Linked DNA regions of Mus musculus: region 1 is linked to region 2. A link is a loop called in an ENCODE intact Hi-C map of the cell type or tissue named here. Cell type or tissue: left cerebral cortex. All regions are shown on one strand. Each heading gives the region's core, and the rest is flanking DNA. Links, peaks and the distances in the headings are about the cores only. Region 1 holds the start of 1700019L22Rik (a long non-coding RNA gene). Region 2 overlaps 1700019L22Rik (a long non-coding RNA gene).

What was found. Hi-C counts contacts between places; a loop is a spot of excess contacts. Peaks named below come from ENCODE experiments on the same cell type or tissue, not always from the same donor. Only the 100,000 strongest peaks of a DNase experiment are listed, where the experiment ranks them.
Region 1: a loop joins it to region 2, with 5 times the contacts of the local background. A loop is called at or near these places in 5 of 42 quality-filtered maps.

The regions. Positions count from the first base shown.
Region 1 is chr8:50,909,605-50,925,689 of GRCm38, reverse strand. It overlaps 1700019L22Rik (a long non-coding RNA gene), which reads left to right and starts at 8,257. Exons shown (of 7, transcript XR_003947392.1): 1 at 8,257-9,825. In left cerebral cortex, for the core only: CTCF peaks have their summits at 7,943, 9,055, 10,291 and 10,888 (motif pointing right); DNase peaks (open chromatin) are centred at 9,653, 9,988, 10,272, 10,808 and 2 more places; H3K4me3 peaks cover 2,329 bases.
Region 2 is chr8:50,308,321-50,324,405 of GRCm38, reverse strand. All of the region lies in intron 5 of 1700019L22Rik (a long non-coding RNA gene), which reads left to right. Among named protein-coding and RNA genes, the nearest start is that of Gm2516, 52 kb to the left of the region's middle. In left cerebral cortex, for the core only: a CTCF peak has its summit at 7,596; a DNase peak (open chromatin) is centred at 7,568.

The DNA of each region.
Region 1 (16,085 bases), core at 4,830-12,829, 600 kb before region 2:
TATTAAGCTGTAGCACAATGAGTAGTTCCTATTCAGTAATGTATATCTACACGCAATCACTGGTGGGGAAGACAAAAGAGCGCCCAGGGTGGTACCATAAACTAACATTTACATGTCTAAATGACAGGTATTACATTTATGAATGTCACAGACTTTGGGTAGGCTTTCAGAGCAATTATAGACTTCTTTTTTTCCATTTCCCTATATTAATATGAGACAGTATAGCTCTGGGGGGGGTTATCAGAAGCTTTAAGCAAATCAGTCTGTATAAAATCAGTATATCTGCTTTTTGCCACCTTCCCCAGAGGCAGCCATTCTGTGGGACTGACCCCAGTTTCTGTATTCATCAGGAAATACAACTCTGTATGAGAAAATAATAATTTTACTTATGCAGAAAGAAAAGTGTTGAAGGGATTCACTTGAACATGGTTCAACTTTGGTGCCTAAAAAAGTATTTAAAAGGAATGGAGTTCATTCTATCTTCTCCTGAAGATAAAGGACCTATAAAGGAAGAGTAATATGCATTTAAATGCTATTTATTGCACTGTGCCCAGGATCTTAAGATATTTTTATGTGCTTGATCTACTAATACTGAAAAAGGTATTAAAATCCATAGGTTTTCTTGCATTTACAACTTATAGAAGAAGCATTTTATAGAAATAAAATGGTGAATTTTAACATTTTAAAGTTCACACATGAACTTAAAACTAATGATACTGGCTTACTTATTAAAATTTTTACATATGTTCAACTTGTTTTTTAATTGTTGTACTGAAAGAGAATCTTCACAAAATTCTACACAAAAAATGAATGTCACATAATTCTTAATTTTTTCATTGCCAAAGTAAATTGATGCAAAACAAACAGCAACCATCAAACAAGAGAAAGATGTCATATTATTTATTTGGTAGGATCTAGAATGTAGAACGTATCTCGACGTTTCAAGAACAAAAATCAACACCCAACTAAAAATTCAAAGACTTTGATTGTTGTTTTTTTTTAAGGCATAAATAGCCAATAAGCCCAAAACATTCTTAACTTTAATAATAATTTGGAAAATTCTAACCGTAATCAAACTGAGATTACATTTCACTTCTATGGCATAACTGAAGTTCTTACTCACTCTGGTGGAAATGTAAGCTGATATGTAGCTGTCTGTTGATTCTTTAAAAACTAAACAGAATTATCAAAGTACTGTAATTTGGATTCCTGTTTTAGAATCCTATCAAAATATACAACGGAGGAATTTAATAGATAATTCTATAGTATATTTGTGTTGATATTATCCACAAGGGCCACTAGACTAGAACAACCTAGATGCCTGTAAGTGGACATATGGACAGGCAAACGTTATTGTTTACAAACAAGGAATTTGTTTCAGCATTTAACAAAATCATCTTCGTATCATACACTGTCACATGGCTGATCCTGGACAACATCACGCTAAGTGAAATAAGCCATACATAAAATAGCAAATGCATCACAAATGCACCGATGTGGGTTACCCATGATAATTAAGTGCTCCTGGTTATGAACTGGTCCATAAGAGTCATGGACTATCATTCATAAATGAAAAGAAAACTTTTGCTTGGAAATATGAGAAATGTCTAGACAGGGAAGTATACAGTAATTGCCCAAGAATATAGCTATATTCCATAGTCTACATTTTATTTTGATTGTGCTAAACTGTAAAAATGTTAAAATAATAATTTTTTTCTATATACTTTATCTCAGCTTGAAAATTATTTAACTTGGGTGTCTTTCCACTCAGCCATTTTGAGAGATAACCTTACCAAACTCATACCCATTCACATAAGCCCTCGTCCCAGATAACTGCATTAGTTGTTTTCTCTGTATATATTATGATCCAAGTTTTCACAAAATCCTCACCAGCTTACATGGAAATTTCTTTCCAAATTCTATAATCCTATAAGGTAAGGGCTAGGTCTACTGGAATGCATTTTGTTCTTTCATAAAGGGAGTCCACAGAGTTTCAACTTTTTGGGAACTAAATGAGAGGATGCTATCTATGAGAGAATGGCCTTAATTTGAGATCTGATCTGGTGCCATTTTGGTCTTGCACTTCCAAAGCTACTGAGTTATAGAAAATGAACATCTGTTATATAGATTATGGTGGTTTTACTATAGCAGCGAGAGCATCTTATGGAGGGCATCGAACAAAATAACAATGTACATGTACTTGCTTCTCTTTACTCACAAATTTTATATGCTCTGTTTCTTTGAAGGATTTCAAGAAATAGTTCAGCATTAAAAAGAAAACTGTGTCTGGATGTGTGAAATCAGGACCACTTTGATATATTTGTGCTAATTGGTCAGGTTTCTCTCATATGTCTTTCACAGATCAATACTTTAGTATTAAAGTAAGTTTAGTAGAAATAAATATCAAAGCAATATTTCAAAGTTTATCTCAACGTTGTGGGATTAATTTTTCTTTTGGAAACACATTGTGCAACTCTTGATATAGATAACCTTAGTTTATTTGAGCCCTTTGATTAACAAGAGAGAACATTTGAAACTGGTTTCATTTATAGCTAAGTAAATTATCAACCAGACCTGAGGAAGGAATGATGTTTGAAAAATATTTCCAAAATATAAATCATTTAAATGCTACATGACATTTTCTGGAACGAATGAGAAAGTTGAAATTAAGTTATTTTTTAAATTAATATAGCCATCTTCTTGTGTATTAATACTAATGAATTTACTTCATAAATTATATTGAAAACACAAGCTTTTAAGGTATCAGAGATAAAGATAATCCTGACCCTCTAAGCTTTAGAAATCAGGCTATCTCAAAGTATTTTGAAATGGTAGTTTTTAATCCCTTTTTAAGGTCATTTTTCCCCCACTACACTAAGTAGGATTTTTCAAACACCAGCAAAAGACAGTGGCCATTGAAAACACACTGCTCTTCTCCATGAAAGAGCATTTCTACTGTCTATTTGAATGCATTTGAAATCCACCCTTTTTCAATTTGACATCAATATACCTGTGCCTCTCTATTAACTCTCATAAAAGTTTCTGACCTTTAACAAGGCCCTCTCAATGAACTAAGCAAGGTCCATATGAATCAGAGAGCCTGAAGAAGCAAGCAAGAGGCTACATGGGTTGGCACTGCATACTGGTGCCCTGCAAATATACTATAGCTTTCAGTTTGGTACCACAGGTTAGGATCTCTGAATGTGTGAATGAGTGGGTCTCTGACTCATGGGATCTTTTCCTTCTGTTATGCTGCCTTGTCCAAACTTGAAATGATGATTTTCCCGTATCTTAGTATATTTTATTTTGTCATATTTCCTTGTTGTTTCTTAGAAGTCTGTTATTTTCCACTCAAAGACATAAAAGCAGTGGATTCAGAAGGGATGGAAGGTTGGAACAAATTGGTAGGCTTAGAAGAAGGAGGGAAATATGATCAGGATTTATTGTATGATAAAAGAATCAGTTTTCAATAAAAGGGAGTAGGGGTCTGGATTTTAAAATGTTCATCCTGATTCTTTCTATTCTATAACTTTCTACATAGTCAATGCTATCACTTTCATAGATGTTTCTGAAATTAAAAGTGCTATGTAAACTAGTATCATATTACTAATATTATAGTAATGGAATACTATCTATGAAAGTTTATGTATGTTATACACTGATTTGATTTAAACTAATTTTCATTTTTAATGATAAATAATAGTATAATATATAATAGTAAAATGTGCCTGACATTATTAACTTTAAACTAAGTAATTAATAATTAATTTAGAATGTAGATGAACATTTTTACTTTAAGAAACCAAAACAGTTTTAAATTAATGATGAATAAAGACTTTGTTCTTTAGAATGTTCAACATGCTGTGAATTTTTAATTTTTATGATTTCTAATTCTCAAAACATATGCTAAGCATAAATTTAACGTTTTAATAAGGAATGTGTGTTGTTTTTATAGAAACAATAAGATCAGTTTAAAACGACAGGGCTATTTATAATAATGAAAAAGTATAAATTTATTAAAAACAATGTAGTTTATTAATTATATCATTATATAATCATTTAATATCTACTCTCTATTCTATGCTCCTTAATAAATTGCTTTGATTCATATTTCTCCTAGAACTAATCACTTTTGGGCAACTCGTGTGTCTTCAGGTACTCTATTAGAGCTGAACTCACTACAGCCTTTAGAATAATGCCCATGGCATTTAATTTCTAATGCTATAGAAAAAGTGTCCCTTATATACCTCAATTGCATGCACTTACAAGATGTTCTGTTCTCTGTTGAAAAAATATGCTCATGAGAATAGGGATGATTCAGAATCAAGCAAGGAGCTGCTTGCTGTCAAGCCCACCAAACAATGTGCCTGGGAGACTTTGAAGATGATAAAGAGCTACTCTGGGTAGCTAGATGAAGGAAATGGATGTAATCTAAATCGATGGATTAGCAGTTATTACTGTCCAAGATAAATAAATTTTAATATAGAATCAAATAAGCCCAGTGTGTCAAAATGGAAGAAAGGAAGACACTGATGAGTGTGAGCATACAAACAGCAGGAAATCTGTGGAGGGTTTTATTCAGGAGCTTATGTCCACAATATTAAGAAAAGCCACATTTGACATACAGATTTCTCTTTTCAAACATGAATAGATCCATCTGGAAAATTAACTTTTGAATTGCCTCTCTAACATTGAGCTTAAGAGCAAGACTATTGCCCATCTTTAGGACTCCCTTGAAATAGGGTAAAAGAAACTTTTGAAAACCTCTTTGTTATGTGCCTCAACATCTTTCAAGACTTAATAAAGCTTAGGAATAAAATGGTAATGATAATAATAATAATATAAACAAGTCTGGTGTGGTAGTGACTACAGCAGGATGAAACTGTTCTCACCTCTCACAGGAGTGGTGAAGAGACTCCTTGCTACATAATATGCAAGGATGTGAAAAGGATACATTGTAGCAGACTACTTTATAAGAAAATAAAATTGTTGAAGAAATTGAGAAAATAAAACACGTTAAATATGAAGGTTATGTTTGAAAATAATTTAAATAGTGATTTTTAAATCAGGTAAAGATTCAGACTTAGCGTCAAAGAACAGAAAATTGCTGTGTCCAGCACAGTAGTCAACACACTTCCCTTTATACATGACCCCTAGTTCCCACATGTATAAACTAGATAATTACATACACCGTCAGTAAAGCTAGATGTTGACGATGTGAATACACCTACTCACAGAGAAATGGGTCATTCTTTAAGAATTAGCGATTCTGGAAATATGATGGTACATTTAGAATTGTAAAAAAAAAAAGGTACTTTTGAAACAAGTGAAATTATGACTCATGGAATCTCATATTTAAAGTACAGGAGAAGAGGATTTCTGGCTTTGAATTGCCTGGTTTCACTATTGTCTGATTTCATGTTATCAATGTGGATGCAACTTGTACAAACCTTTAGACAAACTCCCTAAACTGGGCATTTCATATATACACGTACCAATGCTTAAAGTTTTTTAATGATATAACATATTCTGTGCACGTGCGTGTACTCAGCAGACAGGATGCATCCAGTCACCTCTGTTTCTCCATATTTCCTGCTTCTTAACAAGCCACCTCTATCTCATACAAACTTACTTTCCTCTTACTGAGCTTCTGTGCCCTCCCTTTATCTTTTCTATTGCTTTGTATTTTATTTGTCAAGAAAATAAGCTAATAAGTGTATATTACCCCCAAAAATAAAACTACAGAATCCCCAAGATACAGTCCACAGAACTCAAGAAGGTCAAGAACCTGAAGGGCCCAAGTGGGGAAGTCTCAGTCCCACTTGGAAGGGAAAAGAAAGCAATCAAATGGGGAGAGGAGAGGGACCTGGGAAGGAAAAGAGAGAGGGGCAGGGAGGGGAACCAGATCTGGTATTGGGTGTGGGGGGGGGGGAGAACTGAAGCCCTGAAGGCCAACAGAAAGAAGGCAACCTCAGGAGATAGGACATTGGGGGGACCTTCCAGATTGTACCAGAGACCTGGGGCTGAGAGACATTCAGGATTCAAAAGGAGGGATCTTAGATGAAATGCCTGACAGTAGGGAGAGGGAACTTGTAGACCCTACCTCCTGCAGAAAGACATGGCATCAAGTGAGGGATGGGGTTGCCATACCACAGTCAAAACTCTGAGCCAAAATTTTTTCAGTCTAAAAGAACTGCAGGGATGGAAACGGAGAGGACCCTGAGGAAAAGAAGGTCCAGTGTCAGGCCCAAAATGGTATCCAGCTCAAAGAGAGACCCCACAGCCTGGCATTATTACTGAGGCTATGGAGCACTCACAAAAAGGGACCTAGATGATTGCCCTCTGAAAGACCCAACAAGCAGCTGAAAGAATCAGATGCAGATATTTGCACCCAGTCAATGGACAAAAGCTGCTGACCCCTGTGGTTGAATTAGGAAAAGCTGGAAGAAGCTGAGGGGGAGGTGGGGGCTGTAGGAGCACCAGCAGTCTCAATTAACCTGGACTCCTAAAAATCTCAGACAATGGACCACCAAACAGACAGCATACACTAGTTGATATGAGGCCCCCAATACATATACAGCAGAGAGACTGCCAGGTCTGGGTTTAGTCAGACAAGATGCACCAAACCCTCAAGACACCAGAGGCCACAGGGAGTGTGGAGATCTGATGGGGTCGGAGTGGGAGGTGGCGATATTATTTGGAGACAGAGGGCTGGGAAGAGGTATGGAATGTGGAACAGTTGGAAGATGGACCGGGAGAGGAATAAAATCTGGAGTGTAAAAAGAATAAAGATTAAATAAAAAGAGGGAACATATATATATATATTGAATATTAAGCAAGTTGATGAAGTTATGCAGCTGTATACTCTTTTCCAAGAGTTTATTTTGGAGTTTCCTAAAATACCCTGTTAATATATTAAGGTATTCTCCAATATCTATGTGGTAATTAATAAATTCAGTAACCCTTAATGAATAAAATATATCCTTAATGTATTTGTAATGGTAGTTCACACATTTAAATGCATTTGAATTAGATTGTGAATACAGTTATAGACACAATGAAAGTGTCTATTGGGAGGCTCTTTTGAATGTCTTTTCTATATGTAGTCCATGCTAGTCCAGAACTTGTGAGCCTCTACCCTCTTCAGTGCTGAGGTTACAGGTGTGTACCACCAAACTCAGTGCTAATATCCATGGATAGTGTTCAATCACTTTTTCAAGATAACAAAACAATTACTTTTTATTTGTTTCCTAATTAACATCATTTTCAATGTCAAATTTGTTTTTGAGCTTATTATAGCATCATTGTGTGTAATTTAAGTCCCAGTAAACATCTGCCCCTTTGGATAAAGCTAAATAGAAGCACACTGAAACAAATGTTATGAAAGACCAAACTCACATAGGGAAAAAAAATACCATTCAGATGCAGTGCAGAAGATATGGATATGGGATTAGGATGAGCTCCAGAGAGGCGCTATATGTGTTTATATGAATCTGCATGTAAACTTCAAACTGCTAGTGTTAGAGAGCCCTCTAACATACTAGCATCTGTTTGTCTGTTGAAGGCATAGCACATGTATGCTCTTCCAATCTTTTGGGCTTAAAATAATATATGGTCCATGCTAATTTCGCGTAAAGAAATCACTGTGTCACGGGAAGACATGCTCTCCGAAGTGACTAACATTCGTGTTGTGTTCATCACTCAGGAGCAGTGATGTACTGCGTGGCTTTTCTTTGCTGATATCTGTGCCCAACCATGTACTAGAAAGGACTTAAATATCTGTGGCCCCTTCGCCCTGTTATCTGGTGTTTCCTAAGGCCTGGAAGTTCAGACGTTGTCACTATTCTTTGCAAATGATAACTGCACATTTTGAAAGTGAGCAATTGTAATCTGCAGAAAGAAGACGCACTATTTTCTGTCCCCCATGTCAGTCCTCACCTGTTCCTCAACTGACCTCTGGGGGGCTTACTTGGGATGTCAATGAGAATGTAAAGTGGAAAAATATACCAATTCCTTAAGGGGTATTTGTATATTAATAGGGAATTTCTTGGTAAATATTGAAAACGACAATGAGTAAATATCAAACCAGAAAATTTCATAAAGTTGGGAGAAATAATTGGGTATAATATAAAACAAATGAACACACCGGGACAATATATACATATAATAAAAGATCCTTGTAAGCACTCCAGTATTAAACGAGTGCTTTTACAAAAAGAGAATTCATAAAACATTGTTGGCGCTTCCGAGGGCAAAACGCTGAGGAAAGGAATCCTGCTTCCAAAGCCAGGAGGCAGAATTTGCATCGCATCCTTTGGGATGGTGCATAGTTTATCCGCTGCTTATTTATCATGATGCGGTCTAGATTTATTTCATTTTGATTCCTCCTCCCTCCTCTTTTGGGGATCCCTGGCAGAGATTTACGGTGGAAAAGCCGCTGGGCAGTGGAGTATTCCTGGCGAACGGCAGGATTTCCTTGAGCCCAAATGGGTTTCTTGGTGGAGAACAGCTATCAGATTGTGGAGGAATGGGGGAGGGCAGCTGGCTTTAAGGTCATCTCTTCTGCAGGTTTGGAAAAGGTTAGGCTGTGACTGAAAGACCATGGCACCTGCGGTCAATTGCCATTTAAGAGCTCAGTTTGGAGGCCAAAGATAGCCCCAAAGATATTGCACTCCGGATCAAATCTTGTGGGACCCTTTGGAATGGAATGTTGGAGTCCCAGGCTGAGCCCGGACGCTGAAGGGTTAGGCCATCCCAAGGATGGGTGCTGCACCTGAGAGTGGAAGGCACCTTTCCCGAGTAAGAGAAGAGACAGGCAAGGAAGTGTAGAAGCCTAACTACATACACTTGAACCACCATTTACAAAAAATGACCACACTCCTATTGCCTGAGGCTAAAAGCCCGCTGGGTAACAGGAGCAACCCGCTGGGGTCTGGGGACGCCCTGGAGGAGGATAGCAGCCCAGCCACTGGTGAATGAGCCCGGTCTCCTGCTCCTTGCTGGAGCCGGTGCATCTGCACTCACAGAGGCAGTAGCTGTTCAGGCGCATCCACCACCAGGGCTGAGAGTCTCTGCGCAGCGATCACCAGCTTCTCCCTTTTCGCCAGTGGAGCTCCATCAGGACTGTCCCGGGGAATCCGAAGAGAAGTCCCCTCACCTCCACTGACACTGGGCGCCTCCTCCACAGCAAGCAGAGCCCCCTGGGTGTCCTCTCCCTCCTGGTGCCCCGCCCTCCCAGGGCGCCTGGGTCCCCGCGCCTGCACAAGGGGGGAGGACCTGCCAGCAAGCCCTCATCGCCGCAGCTGGAGCGACAGCCACCGCTGGGCTCAGAGACACTTAGTGGGGAGGAGAGGGAGGGGGCGAAGGCAGGGCGGGAGATGCGGGGCGGGGGGATGGAGCCAAGAGGAGGAAATAAATAAATAAAACAATAACCTCCGCGCCAATAAGAGCGAGGGAGAGAGAAAGACGCGGCCAGAGAGCCACCGGTGCCAGTCCGCTCGCCTGTGACAGGCTCTCGGCGCGCGCGTGTGTGTGCGTGAGTGTGTATTCGCTGGGACTGGAGCTGGAAAGTTCAAACTAAACGTGTTGCTCTCCCGGGTGGCCGAGGCTCGCCACAGAGGCTCTGCCCAACTTCTCTGGGCCAAGTGACTGGCAGTGCCCGGCGCCCTTGGCGAGTCGCAGGCTGCTCGGCCCGGTGCCCGGGCGCAGCGGCAGCAGCGTCTCCGGTCAACCTGGGAAGGAGCCCCACGACCAGGGCTGGACGCTCGCCCCAACAGATCGCAGACTCTCGGGGTCCTGGGCTAGCACCCTGGCAACCAGAAAAAGGTACGTGACACTTTTCCTACAGGAATCTACTCTCACCCAGCCCGCGTGTGTAGGTAGCTGTCTAGATGCTTTCTCTGCCAGGGGTGGTCACCGTTCGTCAAACTTTACCTCCACCTTCACACTAGCTGGTGGCAGCGGAGACTGCTCACGCTGGTAAATTTGCTGATATGAACCGAGTGGGGGCAGTTTATGTTGCAAGCGGTTCTTGCCATCTGAATGAAGACTGCCTTTCGGATAGAATCGCAGCTCTTACCTTCTGGTGGTGATGTTGATTGTGATGCTCTTGCCTGGAAGGCTTGTTAAAGGTCTCCTGGGCCCTTCTGTAGGAAAAGGGCTTACAAGTTTGCAGGAAATCCTACGTGTAAACCAGGGGAAGTTTGCAGGAGCTTGACTCCCGGGGAGGAGGAGTAACCCTTTCTTTGCAGTAGCGGCAACCGCGGTTTGGAAGCAGCAGTAGCGGTGGCGGAAGGAAAAGCGGTTTGGCTCCTGGCAGCAGCTGCTTGTTGTCCTGTCTGTGACTGGGAGAAGACGGAAAACTGGGGCTGCCTTGTCCAAGCATGCGACCCAAGAGCTGCCTGCATAGACGCCATGGGGTCAGTAAGAGAATGGCACCCAGTCACTTGGCTAATCCTGTTGAGAGTCTTGATTACCGTTTGTGATGCTATGTTTCCTCGCTGTCATGTTTTTAAAATGCTTTAAAAAGTTATTTTGCATGTGATTTTCATTTCTGGGTTAGGGGAGGCTTTAGGACCGTTCAGAGAAATCAGTTTGGTGGAGTGAGTGTTCAAATCTGCAGAGGAACCTATCTCTTGTCTGTAGTACTTCGCCTACTGTGAGGAATATCTCCCCTAAGATTATATTCTGTTTCCCCACTTTCTTTTTTCTTTCAGTAAAGCAGGAACTCCTACGGACAACCCCGCCCCCCACCCGCTCCAAATGTAAAAGTAATTTTAAGTTTAACAATCCACATTCTTGAGCCTTTGGAAGCCACCTGCTGAATTAATTCATGTTAGTTTGAGAGGTTCCCACTTGCTGCAGAAGATGTAGACACATCCAGCAGATGGAGCAATGGAAAAGGGCCCTAGAACAAATCTAACACCCATTTATCCCGATTAAATCACGTTGCTGGGAGGAAAAATGTATATGGAGTTACTTTATCAGGAACACGGAATTTTCTATGATCTTTGAAACAATGGTAAAGCCACCAAAATACGACTAAAATATATGGATTAAAAAAATCCAGTTCTGTGAGCTGTTATTTTTTTTTCTAACTTTCAGGAAACATTTCTAAAGATATTTTATAAATTGAAGTTCAATTGAATTCATTCATATGAAGGTACAAGGCACTTCCAAGGTGATAGATTATGACAAATAATAACTCCATTAAAAACAATGCACTTTTTCTCATGGCATGAGTAATGTTTAAAGATATAGGTCATGAGTAATGTTTAAAGATATAGGGTGTGTGTGTGTGTGTGTGTGTGTGTGTGTGTGTGTGTGTGTGTAAACTTGTACCTCAAAGCAAATAAATATTATATTATCAGGCTTAATACAAATAAGTTTTTGTTTTGTAAACTTCAATAGGGAGGTACATGTTTTTCCTAAAATAGTTGAAAAGTTAACAGAACTTTGTAGCTTTGTAGTGATTATACTAAATTAATGTTATTCTTTCTCTAGAATTATAGAAAAAAAAAGAAAGAAACATGTGTGGTCTGTCCACACCAAGTAAGTCTTCAAATAGCAAGGCAAGTGCTTGTCAAAATACCTGTTTAACTGACTTTACATCCACAATTATGTTAACAAGGACAATATACCCAACATATATCTTACAACTTTAGCCCAAGTAATGCTCCTGAGAAAATAACTATAGAGGTGATAAAAACGCATTGCCCATTTTACAGACACAGCAGAAAGACTTAAGCGAAGTCAAGAGCCACTGCACTCAAGGCTGGGTCTTGTGTTTAGTCAACTCCACCACGTCCAGTGTCTTCAGAGTCAGTGTATCTCTGTATATTACAGTGTGGTACAGTATTATGTCTAAGTAGTCTGAAGCATACCAATTAAATCTTATTTTAGAATCATAATATAGTAATCAAAAGGTTACAGCTTTACATTACATATTTTAAAGAACACAAAGATAGGCAAAACACCTTCAGAAAATTACTACATGCAATCATTTGAGTTAAATGTGCTTTCCATTATTCGTGTGTGTCTTAAATACATGTGATTGCATCTAATTCATGAGATAATTGAATAAACCCTAACTGTGCATCCCCGAGACTATTTCTGGTAGATTCACACAATATCAAGAGGGCTTGGAACTCAGTTAATAGTGTAGCTAGCTTTGTCAAGAATCTAGTCTTATCTTGACTCACACCACATGGATAAAATAAATATATATATTTCCAAACAAACTATCTCAAAATTAAGTCCCTCCCAAAGCAAAGAACATAAGCCCTTCAGAGAAAGACGCTGAAAGTTTAATTTTTTATCATTACTAAATCTGTTAACTACAGATTTAAATACAATAACTTTGACTGGAAATTTAAAAGACAGCTAATAACACAATTGTTCATCTCATTAAATAGGATAAAGTGTTCTTATATGATTGCTATAATTATCATGATTATCATCTAAGAAAACCAGATGCAGTTGTGTCCATTTGTATCTGCACTATTAATGATAAAATTGAATCACAATGATTTTGGAAATAGATGATATTTCAAAAGTTTTTGAAAAGTCATGGCTTAGTACCATCTTCATATAATTAGCTTCAGGTTTGCGGGAGAGGCAGTGGATTAATTAATGCACAGTATGTCACATATGTGAACATACACATAGTATGCATAAAATACATATTAGCTTGTACTATGACACATAAAAGTAATGCTATGAGCTGCATTGAAAGAAAAGGGAAATAGCTTAGTTATTAATTTTAAAGTTTTATTTGGAAATCACAACAATCATACGTGGATATAAGTTAAACAGCCTCTAAAATTAAAGCAAACATTTGCTTTCTAAATTAAAGCTCATGACGATCGTTGGAACTGGGGAATCATCAAGTTTGATGTATAGAATTTATTTCTTTTCATTTTATCCATTTACTTACATTTTCAGTCTAGTTCTTCATATTAGCTTTCGCCCAACTTAGCCATATTACATAATTTTCTCCAAGCACTGTAAGAAGGTAGCAATTGAGCTTAGACTTAAAAAATATATCAAGCGAATTAATTTTCTATAAACACATTAACGAGATTGAGAGATTGGGGAAAAGCTGTAATTTCTGCCTTCTTGCCATTACGCTGTCTTTAAAGATAATAATGCTTTGTCAGTCACTGATGGTGAAGCAAAAGTTGAAACCTTGTACCCTTACTTTCTTTCTTATCAACTTCCTGTTGGATTTGTCTGGTATAAATTCTGATTAGATATGGCTTTCAGTTCCAATTGTTAAAAAATGCACACATACAAATTGTGAACTTTAAAGGGTATGTGGATTCCTTTTTAAAAGTTTCAGCAATATGTGTGTGTGTGTGTGAATACTGTGATATCCATGTAAAATTCATATTAGACATAAGCAGAAATGATTACAAATATATTTTGAAATAGAAACCTCATCAGAAATGACGGAGATCCAAGGTTTACTTCAAATGATAGTTTCACATTTTAGCAGTATTTTAATTAAATTTTTAATTTCATCTTATATTTGTCACGAATAATTTTTATGTATGGAAATGCTTTTCATCTATATTTTATTGTGTGACACTCTACTTAAAATGTAGCTTAGTTATATTTACAGGTATACGTACAGGCAGATATTTTGTATGTTAATAGGAATGAATATCTAGATTGCAATCATATATGCTTCTGTATTTGCATCTATATTTTTCTAATATAAGTAGAGTTCAACCTATATAATACTTTACGACAGACTGTATTTTATTGTTCCTTCTAAAATTCTCTTTAATGTCCAAGGACCCGGAAGGATTTTCTTTGAGGGATTGTGTGGTTCTACCTCTGTCTTTGAGGAAGTTTTTCTGTAGATATATGTGATAGATCTGACGCCCTGCCATTTGGTCATTTATGAAAAAGATACAACTTCTACTCTGTGTAGAAACTTAATACATGAGTCACTTTAGAGACTCATGTATTAAGAGACATACAGTGCAATTTAGAGACAAAACCAATTGGAAAAGATAGGAACGTTTTGTTTCTCATAGCAAAAAAAAAAAAAAAAAAAAAAAAAAAAAAAAAAGTGCTACATTCCTTATTTGCAGAATGTTTATTTAAAAGTTATTAGTGGGTTTTTTTAATAAAAGAATTGATATCAAATTGGTGAAAAAAATATTTAGTAGTTCCAGTCCTGAACTGTTATAATAACTGGTTTTATAGTCATTCTTTCCATGAAATTGATTTCAAAAGCATGGAGAGGTATAATTAAAATATAAAATAAAACAAGAGGAATGAGGCCACTGGTTGATAATATTAGAGTAAAGAGTAGCATAGAAATAGCAGCCTAGTTAGTGTTTAGATATTTATACAGCTTTTAAAGGTGACTTTGATTGCTCCAAGAAAGCCTTAAATGTCAATATTATTTTCTATTGTTGAGTATGAATATTTTAAAAGTTGTAGATAGTGTAACGAGTTCTCTGAACTTTGTATCTAAAGTGAAGAAGGCTTTTATTATTTTTTTTCAAAGACTAAGTGTTGCGTGACCCAGAATATAAGCGCTTTCCAAGTGATTTTTGCCATGGCTCTTAATCTACTGCAATCACAGTATATTCTCCTGTGCAGGAAGCATTCCTGCTAGATCCTGAACTGGGCTATCGTCGTATCTACTGGTAACTATGGTCATACTCAGATAGTAGACTTAGAACATTATTGTGGGAAAAAGTACATTTAAAATCACTCTTTTGAGTTCATAAAGCCCAATAAAGTCATGACCACTAACATGAAAAATCAGAGCCAAATCATCTGGAAATCTAGATTCTGTGGGGATGGGGAAAGAGAGGCAGGACCATTCACATCCTGTGTATGGCCCCTCTGCTTCATGTTTCTTATTTTATGAATAAACATTTCTTTTATAGTGATTTTTAAACAACTGGAAAAATAATCACTTAATTTTGTCTATATTTATACATTTGGAAATAAACTTTATCAACATTGAGTTCTTCTTGAGTAGTTCAACCCATTGTTACATATGTAAACTCTAAGTAAAGTTTGAGCTTGTTGCCTGTTTAAAAGGCTATATTAAGCTATATGACAAAATCGGGGAGGAGTAAATTACTAATTCTCATTAAGTCTAGGAAAAAAAAAAACTTGATATAACTGTTTAAAACCAATTCTATTTTAGGTCTGGGATTATATATAAGATATAAAAATATTTACAGTAAATTTGAAGACTAGAAATTTTTAATGGGATTCCTGTATATGTATTTAACTTTCTTAATTATCCACCATGTTCTTTTGCAATAACAGAATAGTGTGTCCTTAGGACATGTTGAAGAAGAATCAAAAGGTTAAACAGATACAGTGTGGGGGACAATCGTGCTAGATGGATTACCTTCCCTCAATAAACCTATTTCTGAACTATTTCATTTAAGTTAAAAATATCCATAAGTTTAATAATAATTATTTAAAGTGTAATTGTCAGATCCAATGCCCTTGAAATATAAGGAATCTCTCGGGTTTTGATTCATTCTTCTTATAATTAAAATCAATTCATGCTAATTTTTTAAAAAAATTATGATCCAGTGTGCAAAGAAAATTTAAACTTACAACACACACAGAATATTGGTTTTGTGAACGTGAACTGGTGGTTTTTTGTTTTTGTTTTTTGTCTTAGAAATTTAGTTACTTTAGCTCTATGTGATAGTAATTCTTTCAGTAATATATTCCTCTAAGATCATATTGAATGAGCTGAACTATCATTCCTTCATTGCTGTTATTTGCACATGAATTTCAAAATACTTCGTTTCTATTCTCCATATATCACCTACACTGTAGATTTTTTCCTCACATGTAGATCCTAAATCTGTTTATTCTTAGGAAGTTATTTGTCATGCCTCTTAATACTTTTTATCTTAAGTTCAATTATTTTACTTGATAAACTCAAGTAAATTCCTGTAACATTAATTGTTACAGAGTTCATTTTATGGAAGAATCCCGACTCTAAAAGTATATTTTCTAAGTTTTTAAAAGGAAAATCCTCATAGTTATATATGCAATGAATGCAGCCTCTTATTTGTGAATTTTTTATCTCA
Region 2 (16,085 bases), core at 4,407-12,406:
ATGATCTACGCATGCAGTCCTCTCTTTGCTGCACACCTGTATGGTTTCCTCTCTGCCTTTGCACATTCTAGGTCACAGCATCATCAAACTATGTGTCTTTGTTACTTGTTTGGTTTATTGTTCATCTTTACATCTATGCACCCTGTTCTTCCTATGGTATCCTGCCCTTTTGCATTGATGTAAGCCAGTGACCATAAGATTAGACTACAGAATGAGCTAAATAAGCAAAAAGTCACTTCTTTTCTTGAACAAACAAACAACAACAACAAAAACCCAGGTTTCAGAATATTTGTTAGCACTAGTCAATAATGTTGGTGTTTTCATGGCAGAGTGTGCATTTTTAAGAGGCTTTCATTCAAATATGGATACCACAAGTCATCTAGAGGGAGGCAGGAAAGGATTTAAGTGAGAGAAAACAAGATTGGCCAGGAGTGATTTATTATTCATGCTGGGTGATGAGTGCACAGGGTTTTATTGTTCTTTCTACCTTTATATGTGCTAGAAACCTTTGAAGACAATTTAAGTATCTCTTTAAAAGGAAGTGCATGCTAGCTCCCTTTTGATTTAATCTTTTATGGAACAGAATCCTTTTTGAAGTAATGTTTTACCTTATTCTCCCATTCCTCTCAAATGAACCCTCTTTTTTTTTTCTTCCCCAGTACAAGGGCAGAATATACGACACCAGAAACTTTGCGTACACTATTTTATGAAAGCCTAAAAATCCTGCCAATAAAAACTCCAGGAATATTGCTTGTTATTTTTATTGTGTGGAGAGTGGAACTGTTTACTTTACTTCCTTGTCTTCATTGCTCCTGAATAAATGGTACTAGTGGTGTGCTTAAGGTGACATATTGCTGTCTAGTACAATTCATAGTTTTTATTATTCTTGATTTTCAAACAAGCTCTATGAGTTGGCTGTTATAATTAGCTCTATTACCCCAATGGAGAACCTGTATCAGGGATTTTTTAGCTACCTTGGACACACCAGATATTTCCTCAGTAATAACGGGTTCATTTCTGAACTGTCCATACTATTTTTCAAATTTCGCCTTTAAAGAATGAAGCAGATGCAACACTCCACACCCTAGCTTTCTCACCTCTGGACCAGTTATATTCTTGTACTGGTTACACAATCACGTGCCCTCCCGGAGACTCTGACTTTCCCCCAATGTGGGATGCTATTCACCAATGGCCCTGTGCCTCTGATGTCCACCTTCTGCAGCAGGCAGGTGGTCAGAACAACATCCAAAGTTGCTATCACTGATCCTCACACACCAACAGATTCATTTGAATGGCTCTCTGCTTCTGGCTGGCTTAAAGATCAGACAAAGAGATCTGAGGCCCAGCAGGAGGACCCTAACAAAGCAGGACCCCATGAGCCCTGGTTTCACTCTAAGAAGTTTCCACAGTACAGTACCATCCCACAGTCCTGTCACTTTTAAGGGCAGTTTTTATAGCATTACTGAACTTTGCATGCATACTCTACTGTACCTGAAATGGAGTCAGTGCATTAAGGAACTTAGTTTAGAAAATCTGTGAAAAGCTCCTTTAATCGTAATTAGTTAACTCATTAGAAACTTGTCTATTTCAGTATACTCATGTGATCTGCTGGATGCAAGTGTCTGATATAGCAATTTGAAAGTAACTCTGAACACAAATGGCACACTAAGTAATAAGAAATGTGCTGAGGAATGAGAATAATGTGGGAAAGTTCACAGTTTATCTTGTCTAAGGCAATGCTGTGGGGAATACATGTGAAATTTTACCTGTTTAATAAGAGAAGTGTTTAGAAGTGAGAAAGAAGGTAAGAACTAAGGGACAGGCATCAATCCATCAGTTATACACACGTGAAAGCTTGCCTTTAGTAACCACAAAATCAATTTTCGTTGGTTTAATTAAACATCATCAGGCCATTCATTAACTCAAAAATACAACTGAAAACATAAAGATAGATTATTGTTTATAAACACATCTAGGATTACAGTACAAAAGAAAAGATAAAGTTAATGTAGACTAGATGTAATGTACTAGAATATGAGAAGCTTTCTTGAAACAATGTCTGCAAGAGTTAAGTTGAATACTGCGCCTTATATGTAGATTTGCATTTCCAGTTAGCTACCATTTATACAGTTTTAAGATATAGAATATCAGTTAAGCCCCATCATCTTAAGTGCATACCATTCTCTTAAGTGGCAGATATATATATTTTTTTCATACGGATATAAGAAAGGGTTCTGGAAAGCAGGTTGATGCCATTTTATTCTCAGATTTTCTTTTATTTTTCTTTCTTTCTTTTGGTTTATTCCTTTCTCCCTTTTTTAGTTTTTTTTTTCAATAATAATGTATGTGTTTTGCAAACTACTGTTGTAGAAAACACACACACACCTCACATAAAAAAGAAAAGGGAAAGAAAGAGAAAGAAACAAAGGAAGAAACAAAGAAAGAAAAGAAAGTTGAAAAAAAATCATCATTTGGTCCATTTTGTTTCTCAACCCTCAACGTCTGGTAGCAAGAGCCTCGCCATGCCCCTCCTCCACTCTGATAGACTGATTGTTTTGCCCGTGTATAAAAGCCCATATGAGTCAGATTTTCCCTTGTGAATTTCATTTACTGGTAATGTCAAGTGCAAATCCTTATTAGACCACAGCGATGCACTGTGTAAACCTCTTTAATCACCTAATTGTTTTGCCGGGAGAAATGGCTCTAGCAGGAAGAATAAAATTCCTTTAGTGATTACAGCAGTATCCTCCAGGCTTCTAGATTAAGCAACGTCAGAGAAGTGAAGACTCCCAACTCCTTCAGAGTACTAATTTATTACTGTACCCTAACCCCTTTATTTTTCTCTTTTGTTGTTTTCTGAAAGAATCTTTAGCTCTCTACACTGTGTGTGATTAATTACAGCATAATGCATTAAGACAGCATTCTTCCTCTGAATTAGCTGTATTTCAGAGACGTTTTGTGATATATAGATAAGCTTATCTTGACATACAGAATGATTTAGAGACAGAGACCACAGCTTCACAGGGAAAAATGCTCTTTATGGCTTTCTAGTCAGCTCACAAAAATTTGTCAAAAGACAAAACTAAGGATACCTCCAAACTGTGTATGCCATAGCCATTTTCAAGCTACATTAAAAAGAAATTGTTTTTTATAAAACATTGCTGCAGTGTCACTTGGTTTTTTGTTTATTTGGTTGGTTGGTTTGGCTTGGTTTTGCTCAGGCATTTTCTTAAAACCTGAGTCATAATAAACCCTCCTACCAAGGAAGAAAAAGTCAGCAGTATAATGGGAAGGGCACAGAATATATTAATTTTTATTTATTTATTTATTCATTTATTTACAATATAAAGAAGTAAGTATGGCACTGGTTATTTTAAGGATAACTTAAATCAAAAACAAGAAAAAAAATCTTTACATTCTAATATAGGTAAGGATAACAACTGGACACCAACTTTTATCTCAGAAAATGCGAAATGACAGAGCCAAGGGAAGTCATGAGAAACTTGATAGCTTTGAGACTTTGAATATGCAAAACTACAGAAGAGTTAAAAGATGGTTAGTTACTATCAGAGCAGTAAACTGTGCTATGACTTGTGTGTGTGTGTGTGTGTGTGTGTGAGTGCATGCAATTAAATTCATCATGTCTTAGTCTGAGGCTCACAGATTGAATTTGTTGAGTCAGCCCTGTAAACTGGCATTGTCCCTTCTAAGTCTTTCTCAAAAGAGCTCTTGCTGCAATTGGCATTGCTGGTTCATTGTTAAAGCTCTTCATGATGGATTAAGCCAAGGTTTCCAGAGGCCATTGACAATGTACAAAATTTTTATTTATTTTTTTACTATTATTATTAAGAGTAAATATCATGGCTTTGTTTAAGAGGTAAATGGGGGGGGGGTGGGATGGGGATGTGTGTGAAAGGGTGACCAGGAAAGGGGACAACATTTGAAACGTAAATAGAAAAAATAGCCAATAAAAAATAAATAACAAAAAGTTAGCAAATGATCAAACACTAGGCTATATTGTCAGCCCCTTTCGCTTCATTTTACTTTTTAAACTTCTAAATGGTTCTTACAGTTTGATCACACTGGCCTCCAGGTTATAGTGCTTCTACGTCTACTTCTGAGTAGCTGCAATTATGGACTGACATTTAAATCAAAGTGTAGAAGGATATACTCCTGTTAATAAGCCCTTCTGTCAATATCAGAGACACATGGAATACTGTGAGCATTGCCTCCTTATTACACCATGTTCAGAAAACTTAGAAGGGCTGGAGAGATGACTCAGTCAGTAAAATGCTAACTATGAGGAGCAGAGATCCCGCACCAAATAAAAAGCAGAGACAGCATTGGGCATTTGTAATATTTCTTTAATTTTATCACTGGGGATAGAGGCTGCAGGAAGTAGGAGGAGAGGCCAGCGGTAGTAAGAGCCTAGGGATTGCTGTCCAAAGACTTTAGCCAGCCAGTGAACTCAAGGGTTAGAGAAACACTTTGCCTTGGGTCAGGAGAAATGCCTGTTTCCCAAAATGCTCGCTGCTCATGCAAAGGACTTCAATGCAGTTCTCAGCACTCAGACTGAGTGGTTCACCACATGTAACTGTAACCACAAGAGACCTGATGCCCTCTTCTGGCCTCATGTTTTCCTCATACGTGTACACATACACACCTGCATACATACAAATCAAAAGCAAATAACCATTTAAGAGCACCCCGTAGCCAAAATAAAATTTAAAAGTTACTGAAGAAGACCCTTGATTTCAATTTCTGACCAACACATCTGTACACAACTATACACATCTATGTAGTCAGAAGGACAGACAGACAGATATACATACAGACACACACACACAAACACACACATACATACACACACCATGTAACACAAACAAAACACAGAAAGAGAATGATTGCTTTAGAAAAGATGATTGGAACTAAGAATATCAAAACATACTTGGTGCAGTAAATCTCCTCCCAAATATACCCCGGCAATGAAAACACAGCACAGTTAATATGAATATATGCTGTGCACCTAGATTGGGCAGATTTACCGCTACACTACCATCTTCCATAGCTTATGAGACCCCTTAGAACTTGTGTTTTTTCCAGGTCATGTGCTTCTGCTCTGCTTTTCTTCTTTTTCCTCCTCCTCTGAGTCCTCTCCCTCTTCCATTTTCTCCTTTCTCTCTCTCTCACCTTCTTCTCCACCTTCCCTTTTATCTGCCCAATCATCAGCTCTCCTTTATTTTACAAGTTAAAGTGGGAAGCAGGTTTACTGGAAATCACCTGAATGCTGACTCAGTCCTTGTTCTCAACCACTCACAGGAGAACGGAATTAACATCAAACATAATTAGCCCCAGGGCTATCCACAATACATAATGGGAACCAACTGGAAGCCCCAGAAGACAACACTAAGTAAGAATGGGCCTATTTGAAGCTAAAGCATATGACCAATACAGTTGAGCACAGAGAAGGGCCTACTGTCCCTCAGTAACTTTCAGATCTGTGCACCTTCTTGAGAGAAGCAGATCTTTATAGGGAGGCCAAAAGTTCTAGGAGTCCTTTAGCTGCCATTTACTGACTGTTCTCTGTGTGCTGTAGAACTCTATGGCTTTCAAAGAAAGTACTTTAACTTATAGGACAGTATGGAATCCTGGGTAAACAGTGCAAGAAGTTCCAAGGCAAATGCCCAAATCAAGGCATTAGATAACCTGCCCAAACCCAAATCTGCAGTTCCAAAACCCATTATTATAGCCATACCATATTGTAATTCTCATCACTGACAGTGGCTAATGGACACTTTAAACCACTTCACCAGACAATAGATTCTACACTTACTTTCCATAACTATGATAAAACACTAACCTCATAAGAAAAAATAGACTAATTTTGCTTCATTGGTTTAGAAGTTACTGACTGATTGTTAGTGGTGCTTCGGGAAGGATGAGGTAGTACCCTAAGGTGAAAGGATGTCACAAATCAAACCCATACTCCATGGATAGACAACCAAAAATAGTAAAGTAGATGATAGGCCCTTCCCCAAACTGACCTGAGGACTTTCCTACCAGGCTTCCATTACTACCCAGTACTGACACAAGGGGACCGGCTTATTTAAACATCAGGCTTTGATGGATCTTGACCTCCCAAACTGTTGTAGTTCCCATACTAGGCAGCTGGTTATTATTAGAAACAAAACAGGGAAGGTAGTTCAATTATGGAAGGGGTAGAATAAACAACCAGGCTGCCTCAACCACTGGACTCTAAATTGACTACCTTAGCTACAACAATTTCAAAAGAGACAAATTACTAGTGGGACAGTATGCCACATCCCTGAACCTAATAAAAAACAAAACAAAACAAACAAAAAACTCCTCAGTGGAATATCACTTTTGTAGCATAATAGAAAGATTATTTGAAGTAAATTCAAATGTAAACAGCTCTTCCATTCCTGTTATAAGAACATAGTGCTTCAAATGCCACATTGAATTGAACAAAAAGAGTCTATTGCATTCTTTGATAGTCAATTTTTTTGGTATGTTATACCTTATCTCATATATATATATATATATATATATATATATATATATATATATCCATTTTCCTATACATTTGCATTTCCAAAGCTTATTTTGTTTAGGGTATAATATAATAGTATTTTGTAAATAAAAAACATTTGAAGGAACTTTAGTAGTGATGCTGCTGCTTTCTGAAGTCTTTGATCTTTGGTACATCATTAACTTTCTCAGTTTCTTCTCTGTGAGGCGAGTCGACCGCGCTTGCTCTGGGAGTTCACCTTAGGTATGAATAGAAGTGTGAACATGAGACATTACTGTGTCAAGAGTGACTAAGAGAACCTGTCAGGTTATATAATTTCATAACTAACTTAACCAAGTGTAGAAGAGTACATGTGAAACAGAAGAGTGAAAACCTCATGTGGAAATAGACCACCGCACCTTGGTGGACTTGAAACTTTGAGGGCCAGGGCAGACGTAATATTCTGGGTTGCAAGCAAAGCCAAGCAGTTAAGCAAAGGCATTTCTAACATCCTTCAGAGCCTGACTAGGATGCTTCAAAAGAGCATTCCTTGTAAATTCTCTTACTTATCAAACTTGACATCACTCTGCCAGTCGACTTTCTAGTGGTGGTGTTTGTCACATTCACAGTTTTATTGCCATTGCTGCATAACACATTATAAGTATTCAGGAAATGTTTGATGAATGATCATTAAATAATGGAAGCTATAAATGTCATTATGATACAAAGTGAAAAATATTAATTTTTCAAGCTCATTACGATGCCAAAAAGACTATAATTGTGTTCTTCCTAATGCTGAAGATATTCTGTTCCAGAAAAAAAAATAAGTAAAAGTGTTTTAAAATTCAAACAAGGATAACTGCAAGTCAAGAACATTTAAATTAAGACAGGTAGATTTTGATGTTGAAATTTCAGAGTAGTTCAAACATTTATTAGTCTGATACTCCTTTAATATTTGATTGTGTGGCTGTGAAGAAATATTCTAACGAGCAAGCAGCTGCTTCCTAAAACTGAAACTCACAGTCTCTGTGTGGAGAAACATGGTACATATGCCACCATTTGGTGAGATTATGGTGTTGCAGATAATTACTGCTAATTTTCACATCAAAATGTCTTGTAAAATTCTTTAAATTGTATGCATTTGGTGAGATTATGGTATTATTTTAAATTTGGCAGTGATGCTTATAGCTTTATTGCTTATAGCTCTTAAATCATGACTCATGCCATGCATAAAATTATAAAATATAAATTCATAAATTTGAAATGTTAGGAGTTCCATTCCCAGTCAGAGGAGGCTAGGCAGCTTGGATATGAATTCACAGACATTTTTGTTTACCTGACCACTGACTGTTATTTGGTCAATATTTTCAAGCCAATATAAATAAGAAATGAGATTCACACCTTTAGTATTCTTTCTTGCCAAAGTTGACAAGATCCAGAGACAGAATTATTACTGTGTGTGAGGACTGACCAATATACTACAGGAGTTGTCTTTTCTTACTTTGCTCCTAAATGTCTTTGAAACCACGCTCCAAACATGAATTCCAAAAATGACCAAGGACAGTACCCTATCACAGTTCTTTATTCTGAGATGGTGCTGTCACAGCACAAAACCATCAAATATGCTTTGCAGATATCCCTGTAAACACACAGCTTTAGCAGAAAAATCCCCCAATCTGCTTTACTCTTCCTGAGGAATTCCTTTTGGTACTACCTCTCTACTCCAGGTACATTTGTAGTATGTGTAGAAGAGGAAGCTCCCTCAACAGACAGGCTCAATGGAGAGCCAAGCAGTACCAAGGTACCAAGAGGAAAACTTCAGGGTAAATGCAATAGAAAATACAGGGCAAGCCTTTATTTTGCATCCTTCCTGCTGTTTCTTTCTTACTTATTGTATTAGTCAGAGTTCTCTAGAGTCACAGAACGTATGGATAGTCTCTATATAGTAAAGGAATTTATTGATGACTTACAGTCTGCAGTCCAGTTCCCAACAATGGACACCACAAGCAGGCAAATGAGAGAGAGAGAGAGAGAGAGAGAGAGAGAGAGAGAGAGAGAGAGAGAGAACTCCCTTCTTCCAATGTCCTTATATTGTCTCCAGCAGAAGGTGTACCCCAGATTAAAGGTGTGTGCCACCACACCTTTAATCCCAGATGACCTTGAACTCAGAGATCTCACTGTCTTAATCTTCTGGAATCCATAGCCACTGTGCCTCAAAACCTCCATACCAAGATCCAGGTCAGAAACTTCTACCTCCCAGCCTGGATTGTAGTTCATTCCTAATATAGTCAAGTTGACAACCAGGAATAGCCACTACACTTATTAAGTTAGACACAGTGATTGTTAATAGATTTCAAATTGTCTCTAGAAAGCAGAGGTTTATCTTGGTTTTGTATGCAATATCTGGGATAAAAACTTTGTGCTGAATGCGTTTTCAGCCCCACTATACCATTGGACATACCCAGCCCACAAGCAAACCCACATTATACAAAATCTGATTAATTGTAGCTCAGTCTTCAAAGATTCTCCTCTGTTTCTTTCTGGAAGTTTTGGTTTCTTTGTTTTTTAAATTAAAAAAATCGAAGCAAAACAACAATGGGATTTTCTCTATGCTTAGTATGTATGGAATGTAAAAGCTTAGCAAATACCAAATTTTTGATATGTGATTTATAAGGTAAAACTTACTGCTCTTAAATATAGGCAAAACTATTGACAGTTTAAGATATCAGACATAAGATTCAGTTCTCCTTAATGATTTAATTTAATGCGTAATATTGACAGAATTTTTTTTAAAAAAGGTTTTAGAGAAGACAGTGGCTTTAACAACATATTTGTATCTGATTTGAATGCAATTTTAAGAATTGTGTTATAGATGTGGCAGGGTTTCCAAAATATCTCATTGCTTAACCTCATCAGTAGAATACACTATTTCAGAAAATATAGATGTCTAACATTTATAAATACCTAAAATTTTCAGAGTTACCTTACTTGTCCTTCAGCAGATAATAAGCAGTAACACCTAACATGGGCAATAAGGAAAACTATGTTGGTAGTGGTGGTGGTGGTGGTAGTAGTAGTAGTAGTAGTAGTAGTAGTAGTAGTAGCATTGCTGACTGAAAGTCTCCTGCTAAGGCAGGAAAGCTGTGTTTGCTGAAAGTAGATACAAATAAAAGACATTATATTTTAATGTAAATACGTTATTTACCAAAACAAATGTGGTGTGCTTCATGAGGGGCATGATGCTAGCTTAAAAGTTCTACAGAGTAAATGTAGCACATCATAGAGACTTCATGGGATTTTCCAGATATAAAGTAGCAATCTATGATAGGTTAAATAATGAGATTACATAGTTATAGTAGGTATCGTTGTTTCTAACAATGTTGCTTTGATACTTACAAAGCTGACTGATATTTATTTGTAGTGATGGGGGAAAGGAAGGCTGAAATAATGAAACCTATTTTGTGCTCACTTAGATATTCCATTCGCTAGGTTTCAGCTGGAACTGCAGATGTCTTCAGGTCTGATGTACATTTTGTAAGCTGGAGCGTCTATCTGATTCCTTATGATTGGCAGGCTGAATCTCCCAAAGACTTTGCTTTTAGAACAAGGTTGTAGCCAGTTTCCTTTTTGCATTTTGTAAACTGGAGAGTCTATCTGATTCCATGGGATTGGCAGGCTGAATCCTCCAAAGAGCTCACCTTTAGAACAAGGTTGTAGCCAGTTTCTTTGTTGTGGAGTGTTACATTTTCAGATGAAAAGGGCATTGACATTCACTAGGTAAAATTTTTCTGACTATGATGATCTGTCTACAATGGCATAATATAGCAATAAAAAAACAAAGTTAGAAAAAGTAATCTCATAAGCAGAAATAGTAGGGTAAAGAAATAAAATTAAGCCTACATTTTATCTCCTTTTGTCATACAAATTTTATCAAAAAATATACACACAAACACATATATACACACATATACTCAACCACAGAGACAAAAGAATAAATATAACAAATGCTATTTTAGGACCACATTGTCCACTATCTAGCTGCTAATATAAATAACATATATTAAATAGCTTCTGATAAAAATATATGTTTTAAATATTTTAAAATTTTGTTTTTAGTTGGGCCATGATTAAAAAGAGTACACTGTTGCTCCAGTAACCAGTAAAATGGATGATAAAGACCTCTGCAAATGTTATTGTGAAACTAGATTGCAAAGTTAAGTTTATGATTCTGAATAAAAACTAAATAAGAAAAAATTTGTTGTGAAAAGTTTATGTCAATGTTGTCCAAAGGCCTCCAAAAATGTGCATAGTTTATCTTAATATCTCTTTCTCTCTCCTATTTTCTTGCATCACTGTGCATTTAATGTCACAAAAGAAGTCTTTTTCTTCCCCAATTTTGCCTGACTCTGCTTCTCTGTAAAGTGTGCACCTGGATTAATAAATCACCCTAAGGTTTCCCATGCACCCCCTGTTGTTTCTTTGTAAATCTAAGGAATTAGCAAAAATTGATGTCACCATTTGTTTTAGGGTGGATGCTCAGAGCCGTTTCTTATATTAGAAAACCCCATAAATTAAAGTGGCTGAGACTTTATTAGCTATATGTGATAATGGTTTGTTTATGATCAAAAGTCAATTGGGCACAAAAATGTCACAGGAGCTGTCATAGGAACTCTGGGCACTTAGCAGTTGAAAGCACTTTACACATTGTTACTGTTACAAACTCAGCCTCATTTTCAAAACTATAAAATAGATGTAGTATATGCATGATCTGTGTTTTAGAAGACTGGAAATAGCACTTAAAATAGACATGCTAGGGGCCTTGGGGGCTCCCAAATAATGAGGCAAAGATCACAGAACCTCCATGGGTCTGCACCGGGTCCTCTCCACATGGTTGTGTAGCTTGGTCTTCTTGTGGAGCAAGAGGTGTGTCTCTGACACTTTTGCCTATTTTGGGACCCTTTGTCCTTCTGTTGGCTTGCCTCCTTCAGCCTTGATGTGACGTGAGGTGTTATGTTGTTAATACCCCTGAAGGCCTGCCCTTTTCTGAAGGAAAATGGAGGACGGTGAGTTTGTGGTCAGGGTATTGGAAAGAGTAAGAGAGTGGAGACTGCAGTTGGGATGTACAGTCTGAGAGAAGAATAAGTTTAAAATAAAAGTGTAGTCATGCATGCTACTGTGGAGCTGTATAATTTCTGCGTGTTGTTTTTCTAAACAGAAAGACAGCCAGGATTATTATTATTATTATTTCCTTCAAATTGTCTTAAATTTGTATGCTGTGAATACAAGGTACTAGAAAATTTGAAGAGTATCTCCTTTGCCCATTGCTATTTGCCCCTATAGAAACAAGGGACAGCCAAAACACACATCTTGAGTTCTTTGAACCCAGTGACTAGGGACCTCATTCCCCTTCTTGTTTTCCAAGATCATTGAAGAGTCACTGTGCACCACAATGCTAGAGTCATGTGGACTTGGCAAGTGGAATTTTCTTTATATCATGTTTCACCCTTTTTCTTTCGTATGGTCAGGAAATAGAAATATCTGAAGGCCAGAGTGATGGCTCAGCAGCGAAAAGTGAAAAGTGTTCCATCAGTGAGCACAGTTTAGTTCCCAGCACCCATGATGAGTGGTTCAGAACTGCATGTTATATCTTCAGTGGGATATCCTCTTCCGGACACTTTGAGGACCTATATTCACACATGTGTTTACCCACACACATAACTATAAAAGTAAGAATTTGAAAATATCTGACTGTGGAAATTATGATCTTTGTAGATACACATGGTAGATAGGTACCCTGACATACATTGTATAAAATGACAGAATGAACATGGTCGTTTTGTTGTTGTTGTTGTTGTTGTTTGATTTTTTGTTTTTGTAGATGATGTTCTTCTAACTTATATTCTGCCATATGCAGATATTGTTCAGGTAACAGGATCACCAAATGATTGATTTTCTGCAGCTGTCATGAATCACTTTTGTAATAACATTAATCCTATGACCAAACAGCCCAGTGATGAGATAATAGCTGTAGATGTATTTTTAAAATGATGCATGCTATTTCAAGGATTTAGTTTTAATATGATTTAAATTACACAATCTGCCTAAGAGTTTTGTTATTTAAATCACCTCAGCCTGAATCATGGTGTAATATGTTACACTTAAATATTTAGTATTCTAAAAGAATCAAATGATAGATACGAAATCTTAAGATATATTGGGTAATACAACACAAAACCCCAAGTTATCCTCTTGGTTACTTGTTTTCTCTCACTGAGCCAAGGGATGTCTTTGAAGCCCAAGATAGTATTAACTAGAAAAAGTCAGCTTCAGCCTACTGGGGGCTAGAGTTATAAAAAAAAAAAGCATCACACAAGACCAAGTTCATGATTTATAGCATACCTAGCTGAGATTTTAATGTAAATTACACGTGTACAAATCAAAGAAGTGTAAAATGGAAGTTCTTTTTTTTAATTAGGAATTTTCCTCGTTTACATTTTCAATGCTATCCCAAAGGTCCCCCATACCCACCCCCCCAATCCCCTACCCACCCACTCCCCCTTTTTGGCCCTGGCATTCCCCTGTACAGGGGCATATAAAGTTTGCAAGTCCAATGGGCCTCTCTTTCCAGTGATGGCCGACTAGGCCATCTAAAAAATGGAAGTTCTTATTTCCTTACAAACAAGAATATTACATACTATTGTCTGGAATATACCTTGTAACTCATGGTAAAAATAGCAATACTTTTAAATTCTTCTTTTTCTTCTGTGGAAGTATATGAACTATAGCTGTTGGTACCATACGGAGCAATCGTTTGCCATCTCTTCTGGCCTTAATATTTTCTTCTGATCTCATAATTCATAATGATTTTTAAAAAGCTTAATAAATTGAGAAAAAAAAAGAAGTGAACTCCTAATGATTCTCTGTGACTTTTAAAAAGTCTTTCCTTTTTTTTAATTTGAACTTAAAAGTTGTGTCTAAGATGAATTGCGTGCCCTCAATTAGTCTTGTGTATAAAGAAGAACAACACAGCCACACAATGGCATGCATGTACCAGGACCCAGACTTGCTTAGAACTTCGAATTTTAAACTGTTACAAATCCTATGCCACAGTCTGTTGTTCTACTTGACTCTGAAGTTCTTTTTAAAAACTAGCATTTTAAGCCTTTGATTTCTATTCCATTAACTATACCTTTGGCTGGCAGAAAATCAAATATTCTTAGGACAAATAATGACTGTACATGAAATATCAAAACAGCCACTCAGGAAATATCATCTTGTACAGTGTGTGCTGAGCTTTTTATGTTTCTCTTCTGGTCAAGCCATGCTGCCTGTTGTTCCGACAAAATACTGAAAAGCACAGACACATGATCAAAGCAAACTTGCCTTTAATCAGCCATGGGCATCTGGGTGCATCTTAGACTGTTCACTCATCCGATAGCTTTGTGTACTTTATTACTCTAAAAGGCTTGCAAAACAAAACTACCAGAAAAGAAAAAAAAAAAAAAAACAAATCCGGGTTCTGCCATTTTAAAGTTCCTTGTCATCATGATTTTTGTTATTCATTGTTTCTATTAATGTAAATTATGTGAACATCTGACTCTCCACTCAACACCATTCATTCAATTTAAAGCTAAAGTGTTACAAAATCTGGCAGTCTGTTTCTAATATATTTTTGACACCGTAACCTACATATTCTCAAATATTCATTACAATGTCTTCACTGATTTCTATAAACTCCCATGAGATGACAGTCAATCATTGCCATCATTCTAATGTTCTTACCAAAGTATTCTAGTACAAGCATGCCATAAAGAAATAGTCCAACAATGAATATTGCTCTTAACTTTCTGAACAATCCTTTCCTTTCTACAAATAGAATTACTTTCGTATCCAAAGGCCTTCCTTTGAGTGTGTAGTAAACATAAGAAATATCTTGGATAAAGTCCTGGTGATTGCTGAAAGAAAGAATACTCTAATAAAATGAGTGATAAACGTCCAAATAGTTACTGTGGAGCCATTTCATGATTTAAATCTCTTATTGAGAGAGCCCCCGTAAAGAGCTTGCAGAAAATTGCTCCCTTCTCACCTTTAATTACATTATTTAAGTGGAATAGTCCCTCTACTGAATAAATCGCAAGTAATAAACTCTTTTTCATTTATTATGCAAAGTCCTCGTCAAACAAATTATGGGGCTGCAGAGAAGCCAGGCATTCTTCATTGAATCAAATAAGAAATGAAGCATCTAAACTGATTTGCGATTGTAAGAGAATTTTAATTTACTTGAGACAAGCAGAGCTTATGATGAAAAGATGCAAAATGTACTTGGTACTCTTACAGGGTTCTTTATTTTTATACTTTACAGGCAGCATTTGCAAATCATTATTACAATGGCATGGGAAATATTATTTTTACAATGTATTAAGCAATGCAAATTGCTTCCTTTGGGGAAATGTATGATCAGTAAATGTTCCTTTTTCTTCTCAAAAAGTAATAATTGTATTTCTATTTTAATGCCTTTTTAAGGTATAACATTCGCTATTTCTCAAATTATTACTGAATTGATTAAATTGTTTTGAGTAGAAGTAACTATAAATGCAATTAGTATTGTAATTGGGAATCTAAATTAGTTTGAATATTATAATAATTAGTGAAGAAGAGTTTAATTAGCACTGTTTTAATAATTTCATTTAACATGGACCTTATATAGTGTTCAATAAAAACTATTGAATGCTACTTGATTATTTCAGTACTAGATGTTATTTGAAGGGATTTGACATGTTTGATCCTTTTGCAGATGTGTTACCTCATTTTTTGAAGTAAGAAATTGTATGTAACATCAACATGTTTGAACTACAAACACCTTTAAAACATGGATAGTTCTAGGAGTAAGAAAATGTAGTCTTCATAGACCTAAAACTTCCTCAGAATAAGATCTGGATACTAAGGTCAATTGTACAGAAAACGAAAAACAATGACAACAACGACAACAACAACAACAACAACAACAAAACCCACTTTCTAAACTACACACAATGTCTTAAGATCATTAAGAGCACTCGTAATATTAAGTGTCTCCTGCAGTATCATATAGCCCAAACACTTGCATTTCAAAAATAAAGTTTGCAACATTAATAACATGGCTTGTAATACACAGGTCATAAGAACTTGAGGGGAAACGTGAAGCACAGGATTATAAATTACAGTCAGAGGAACCAATGCCCACTCAGCCTCCAGTATACAGTTTAACTTGTACACTCTCCATTACGCCAAGCAAAGAAAGGAAAAATATTCCAATGAGAATTCATTGTCCATCATGCTGCATCAAGAGAAAATTTTGGAAATTTGGGGATTGCTGATACATCTTTGTAACAGCAAAGAAAGGACTCTCATAGCAAGTCTGTTTTGTACATTGGGTATGAATTTGATCTCTTTTTCAGGAGCTGCTTTCTGGTCATTTGCAATCTTGTTAGTCTTTTTTTTTCCATTTTTTATTAGGTATTTAGCTCATTTACATTTCCAATGCTATACCAAAAGTTCCCCATAGCCACCCACCCCC